2 separate regions of the Homo sapiens genome follow, and region 2 is linked to region 1. Evidence: chromatin loops called from intact Hi-C (ENCODE). Cell type or tissue: IMR-90. All regions are shown on one strand. Each heading gives the region's core, and the rest is flanking DNA. Links, peaks and the distances in the headings are about the cores only.

Region 1 (2,913 bases), core at 92-2,591:
AAAATTAGCCAGGCGTGGTGGTAGGTGCCTGTAATCCCACCTACTTGGGAGGCTGAGGCAGGAGAATCGCTTGAACACGGGAGGCAGAGGTTGCAGCGAGCCAAGATCGCGCCACTGTACTCCAGCCTGGGTGACAGAGCAAGACTCCATCTCAAAAAAAAAAAAAAAAAAAGAAACAGAAGGTGTGATTCACTGAAGCCTCATTTTTGCCTGGCTCTTTTGCTCTTTATGAATTTACATTTTGAGGCACTAAAGGAAGTCCAGTATAAATTTAGGCCTCAGTAGAAAGATAGAAGACCTCTTCCCATGCTAACCCAGCCAGCCTCTGTGGCCTCTGCTTTGCTTAGGAAACTTTCCATGCTCCCTGTCTCCAGAAGCCCGGGGATTCTTTGGCTGACTCCAAGTGCCCTGTGCATGGGTCTCTTGGCTAACGGGGGTTGACTGCTGCCAGCTTGGTTTTTTATTCCGCTTCATTTATCCTCCCAGGTTCAGGTCTGACTGTAGCTCATCCATTATTTGGGCCAGCTTGGGGCTGACAATGCCCAATTTTAAAAAGGAAGGCTTGGTCTGAGCAGGAAGGCCAGGCAGACTCACCTCGTGGAATGGACGTAGTGGGGACTCCGGACCCGCAGGTCTGGCGTGGACGGCATGCTGGACTGGGAGTTCCAGTGCGGGAGGCCGCGGATGGGGCTGTTCTGCAAGGAGTTGCTTCCTCCGCCGGCTTCCGCACAGCTTCCTGTGCTGGGGAAGCGCTTGTGGCTGCTGCAAAGCCAAGGATGCCACGTGGTCACCGCCAGACAGACAGCACCTTTCCTGGGGGGCTGGCTAGTTCAGGACAATGATCCCAGCATGTGGGGAAAGCTCGCCCGTGACTCCCACCTCGCTTGGTCAGACCTCTACTGTGGTTCTCAGCCTTTCCCCAGCAGGGGGTATGCCCTCCCCCCTCCCAACCTAGGCAATATGAGAGGAAAACCCTGGTCAGCCTTCTCTGTGTCAGGCAGTGTGACGGTCCTGCCCTTACAGTTTTTGTTTTCCAAGAAACAAATATTTACCTGTCCTGGCACCCCCCTTGGAGCTTGGTAGGGTGATTAAAGGAAATGGGAAAAACAGAGAAGCAGACCGAAAATGCCTTCCCCCCCAAAAAAAACCTCCCTACAAAGTCAGCCCGGTAATGAGCTGATAATACACAGCTTGGATTACAGCTGCTTGGCTGGAGAATTCTGCTGGATGAGGGGGTAGAGTTCTGAACCACTCTGCATTTGCTCCGAGTGGACTTTCACTTGCTATTTCAGAATAGCGCTGCCTGAGATTTCCTAATTAATTCCTCTGGAATTTAACAGCATTCAAACCATCTGCCATCACGTTGATTGTGGGCCAAAGCCCCAATTTCTCTGAGTCACAAAAATGTACCTCAACAGTGTCGGCAGCAGAGGGCGCTGTGAGCACGGCCCCGTGAAAGGCAAACCCCACGGGGAGGAACTAGGTTGATGTGGATTTTGTCACCGTGGATGCTACTTGGGACGGCCCTTTGATTCTTCCAGAGCATAGAGGGAGGCCTCATTTGGCCTCATTCACGATGCAGCTCACCTGGAATGGCTGTGAGAGGAGCGCTTCTTGACCTTCTCATAGGGTTCATCTAAAGAGGACTCACTCCACATTTTGGGCTTGATGGGTGACTTGTCATAGTCGTTGCGGTGATAGTGCATCTGTCGGAGTCCCTCCAGGGACTGGGGAGGAGGAGGCCTGTTGTGCGACGGTGGCCGAGGAGGGAGTCCCTTGTGAGGAGAATGTAGGGGGGATATTGTGCTGGTAACCTGAGAGTCTTCTGCACAAAGACAGGAAGAGAGGAACTGAGCCCCGGTCATCCTTCCCACAGGCTGAGACAGAACCCCTACACCCCTCCACCCGCACCTTGGAGCCACACAGCCAAACCCACACCTTCACCCCTGTGATGAGAAACCCTGAAACTCTTCCCCAGTTGCCAAGACAAGTCAAGACGAGTCAAACCAAACCAGGGCAAGCCAAACCTCCACTGCAGGCGGGATTGCATGGGAAGAGATGCGTCACTTTTGATTAGACACGAATGGAGTGAAGTCTGAACGTCATTAAATACCACCAACAAATGACTGCTTCACACTAAACAGCAAAATGTAGTTACTGCTGTAGTGCTAAGTTGTCTTTCAACAGATGCTAAGCATCTGATTCACTGTGGGAGGGTCTGAGTTCTGGGAGAGTTTTGTCTGTTTCATCTGCTGCTAGATCCTCAGCCGACACATAGTAGGTGCTTGATAACCATTGGTTGGAGAAGAAAAAATGAATGAGGGTCTATATGTCCATTGTAAATACCTGCTGGGTGGATCGGGTGTCTACTCTGCTTTTTTCCCCCAGAGCTGTGTTTATTCTCTTTTAATCTCTTCCTCTATATTTTAATTTTGAAACTGCCTTAACTTTTTTAAGGAGATGAGCTACAAAGATTATGTATTAATAAATGATTCCCTGCCTCCAGGAAAGAAATGATCTAACACGTCAGTGCGCTAGAGGACTTTCAGAAAAAGCAAATTCAGTGAGTCTAGGAGGTGCTGTGGGAGAGGCTGGTCTTGAAGGGGCTTGAGCAGTGGGCAGGCAAAGAGGAGGAGGAAGGAAGGGCTTGAACCAAAGTGTGGAGGCCCTGAGGGCAGGGTACCAGCTGCAGGCACATCTGGCCAGGCAGGGGCTGGTGAGGAGGGGCAGGGGGAGTAAGGGCAGAGCTCTGGCCAGCACAGCCGCCTTCTGTGTGCACCATGTGAGCCAAGAGCCCGACTGATGGGGGCCTGGAATTCCGAGTTGAGATTTTGAAAAGCCACAGGAAAACTTTGCGATGTCTTAAGCACGGATGCGTCGGAGTGAAAAATCCTGTTTTAGAACTATTCACCT
Region 2 (2,913 bases), core at 310-2,809, 290 kb before region 1:
TATTTTTTTTTTTTGAGGCGGAGTTTCACTCTTGTTGCCCAGGCTGGAGTGCAGTGGCGTGATCTCAGCTCACGGCAACCTCTGCCTCCCAGGTTGAAGTGATTCTCCTGCCTCAGCCTCCCAAGTAGCTGGGATTACAGGCATGCACCACCACGCCTGGCTAGTTTTGTATTTTTAGTAGAGACGGGGTTTCTCCATGTTGGCCAGGCTGGTCTTGAACTCCCGACCTCAGGTGATCTGCCCTCCTCAGCCTTCCAAAGTGCTGGGATAACAGGCGTGAACTACTGTGCCTGGCCTAAAATGGTAAATTTTATGCTGTGTATATTTTACTATAATTAAAAAGCATAGTGTTAAGTGAACAGAACAAGTGCAAGATAAAATGCATTATATGATGCCGTTCGTGAAATCTGAAAACACTAAATAATAATACTACTACATACTTACTGAATGTGTTTATCTATGACCAGAATGAGAAGGACTCACATAAAATGCATGATATTCTGACTTTTGGGAGGGAGGGAGAAAAGCCAGAAGTAGAGGTTATGCTTGAACTTCATAACATTTTATTTATATTTATTTATTTATTTATTTACTTAAGATAGAGTCTCACTCTGTCGCCCAGGCTGGAGTGCAGTGGCGCGATCTCGGCTCACCGCAACCTCTCTCTCCTGGATTCAAGCGATCCTCCAGCCTCAGCCTCCCGAGTAGCTGGGACCACAGACGCCTACCACCATGCCTGGCTAATTTTTGTCTTTTTAGTAGAGACGAGGTTTCGCCATGTTGGCCAGGCTGCTTGAACTCCTGACCTCAGGTGATTTGCCCGTGTCGATCTCCCAAAATGCTGGGGTTACAGGCGTGAACCACTTCGCCCAGCACACATTTTATTTGTTTTAAAAAACTAAGAAAGGCTGGGCACCCATGCCTCTAATCCCAGCAGTTTGGGAGGCTGAGTTGGGAGCATTGCTTGAGCTCAGGAGTTCATGACCAACCTGGGCAACACAGGAAGACCCCATCATTATTTAAAAAAAAAAAAAAAAAGAAAGTATTTTAAGACCAGGCCTGATGGCTCATGCCTATCATACCAACACTTCGGGAGGCTGAGGTGGGGAATCACTTGAGTCCAGGATTTCGAGACCCACCTGGGCAACACAGAAAAACCACATCTCTACAAAAAAATTTAAAAATTAGCTGGACATTTTGGTGTGCACCGATAGTCCCAGCAGTCAGAAGGCTGAGATGGGAGAATCACTTGATCCCAGGAGATCAAGGTTGCAGTGAGGTATGACTGTGCTACTACACTGCAGCCTAGGTGACAGAGCAAGACCCTGTCTAAAAAAAAATACAACAAAAAAAAGAAGTGTAAAGGACAGAGTGTTGAGACACAGCAATGATATCCTCCCCTGTTCTAGATGGGAAAAGACAGAAACTTATATAAGGTGAAGGAGAGAAATAAGTACAGTTTCACAGAACCTGGGGGAAAAGTATGTTTCTGTAAGAATGGAGTTATAAACAGCTTCGAAAGCCAAGTAGACAGGTGACTGGCAAAAGGTCACCATGACTGTGAGGTTTATTGTGGAAAATATACACAAAGTGGATAATCCTGAGAACAAAGAAAACACCCTGCCTTGCAAGGTCTCCCATGAAAAGCACCTCTTAGAATTTGAGGCTTGGTTGATATGTGAACTTTGTCACTTGATTGATTTAGAATGGCATTTCTCAATCTGGAGACTGCAGACATATTTAGACGAGATTCCCCTCCCCGCTCTTTAAAAAAGTCTGTGTATTAATCCAGATGAGACCTGTGGGTTTTGTGCAGATCCCCACTATGGCCGGTAGGAGGCAGCATAACCTAATGCTCTGAGTCAGGATCCTGTTGCTGGAGTCTGTGCTCTGGCCCAGGGGAGGAGGAGCAGCTCATCAGCTCTGTGCTTCTGTTTCTTTCTCTATATCCTGCAAAAGGCAGGAATTAACAGAGCTAAACACTCTCAAAATATTAAATGCTGTGGGGGCGCCAGGCATCACTGCAGAAACCACAGCTGAATATAACACTATTCTCCCTGCTGCTCTCTGGCCCTAGGATCAGAAAAGCTCAACACTTTTTATTTTTTTAAATAGATAAATAAATTTATTTTGAGACAGAGTCTCAACTCTGTCTCCAACTTTTATTTTCGATTCAGGATGTATATGTTCAGGTTTAGTATATTTCCATGATCCTGAGGTTTGGGGTACGATTGATCCTATCACCCAGGTACTGAGCATATCACCCAACAGGTGGGTTTTCAGCCCTTATCTCCTTGCCTCCTCCCTCCTTTCCCCCTTTTGGAGTCCTTAGTGTCTACTGTTCCCATCTTTATGTCCATGTGTACCCAAAGTTCAGCTCCCACTTATAAGTGAGAACATGCAGTATTTGATTTTCTGTTTCTGTGTTAATTCGCTTAGGATAATGGCCTCCAGATGCGACTTTGTTGCTGCAAAGGACGGGAGCTTGTTCTTTTTTATGGCTGTATAGTATTCCACGGTGTATATACACCACATTTTCTTTATTCAATCCACTGTTGATGGGTACCTAGATGATCCCACGTCAAAAATGTTACATTCAGCTGTGGCTCACATTATATTTCTATTGGACAGAGATTATATTTCTATTGGACAAAGCTGCTCTGAGCTATTAATAAGCAGGAAGTGTGTTGTGCATCTCTAAGAGGAGGTCATAGTAGGCAGGCAAGGTTTGGAAACACATTTGACCACAGAAGCATTTTTCACATAATATCTGGTTATCTATTTATTCTCCTTTATGGGGTTGCAAAACAAAATCATGTCCATTAATTTCCTTGATCTGCTTCGAGTCCCATTTAGTGGATGTCTACCCAGAAGTATGCTTCCCAAAGAAGTTAATTTTTTGTATGTGTGTCA

The links. Peaks named below come from ENCODE experiments on the same cell type or tissue, not always from the same donor. Only the 100,000 strongest peaks of a DNase experiment are listed, where the experiment ranks them.
Region 2: a loop joins it to region 1, with 4 times the contacts of the local background. A loop is called at or near these places in 4 of 110 quality-filtered maps.

What each region holds. Positions count from the first base shown.
Region 1 is chr10:13,658,729-13,661,641 of GRCh38, forward strand. FRMD4A (FERM domain containing 4A) reads right to left here. Exons shown (of 25, transcript NM_018027.5): 20 at 1,588-1,825; 21 at 595-762. Among named protein-coding and RNA genes, the nearest start is that of PRPF18, 73 kb to the left of the region's middle. RefSeq lists enhancers at 1,540-1,589, 1,920-1,979. In IMR-90, for the core only: a CTCF peak has its summit at 1,428 (motif pointing right); no DNase peak of the experiment used is centred there; H3K27ac peaks cover 1,027 bases.
Region 2 is chr10:13,370,233-13,373,145 of GRCh38, forward strand. No RefSeq gene overlaps it. Among named protein-coding and RNA genes, the nearest start is that of SEPHS1, 23 kb to the left of the region's middle. In IMR-90, for the core only: a CTCF peak has its summit at 1,837 (motif pointing right); a DNase peak (open chromatin) is centred at 1,869.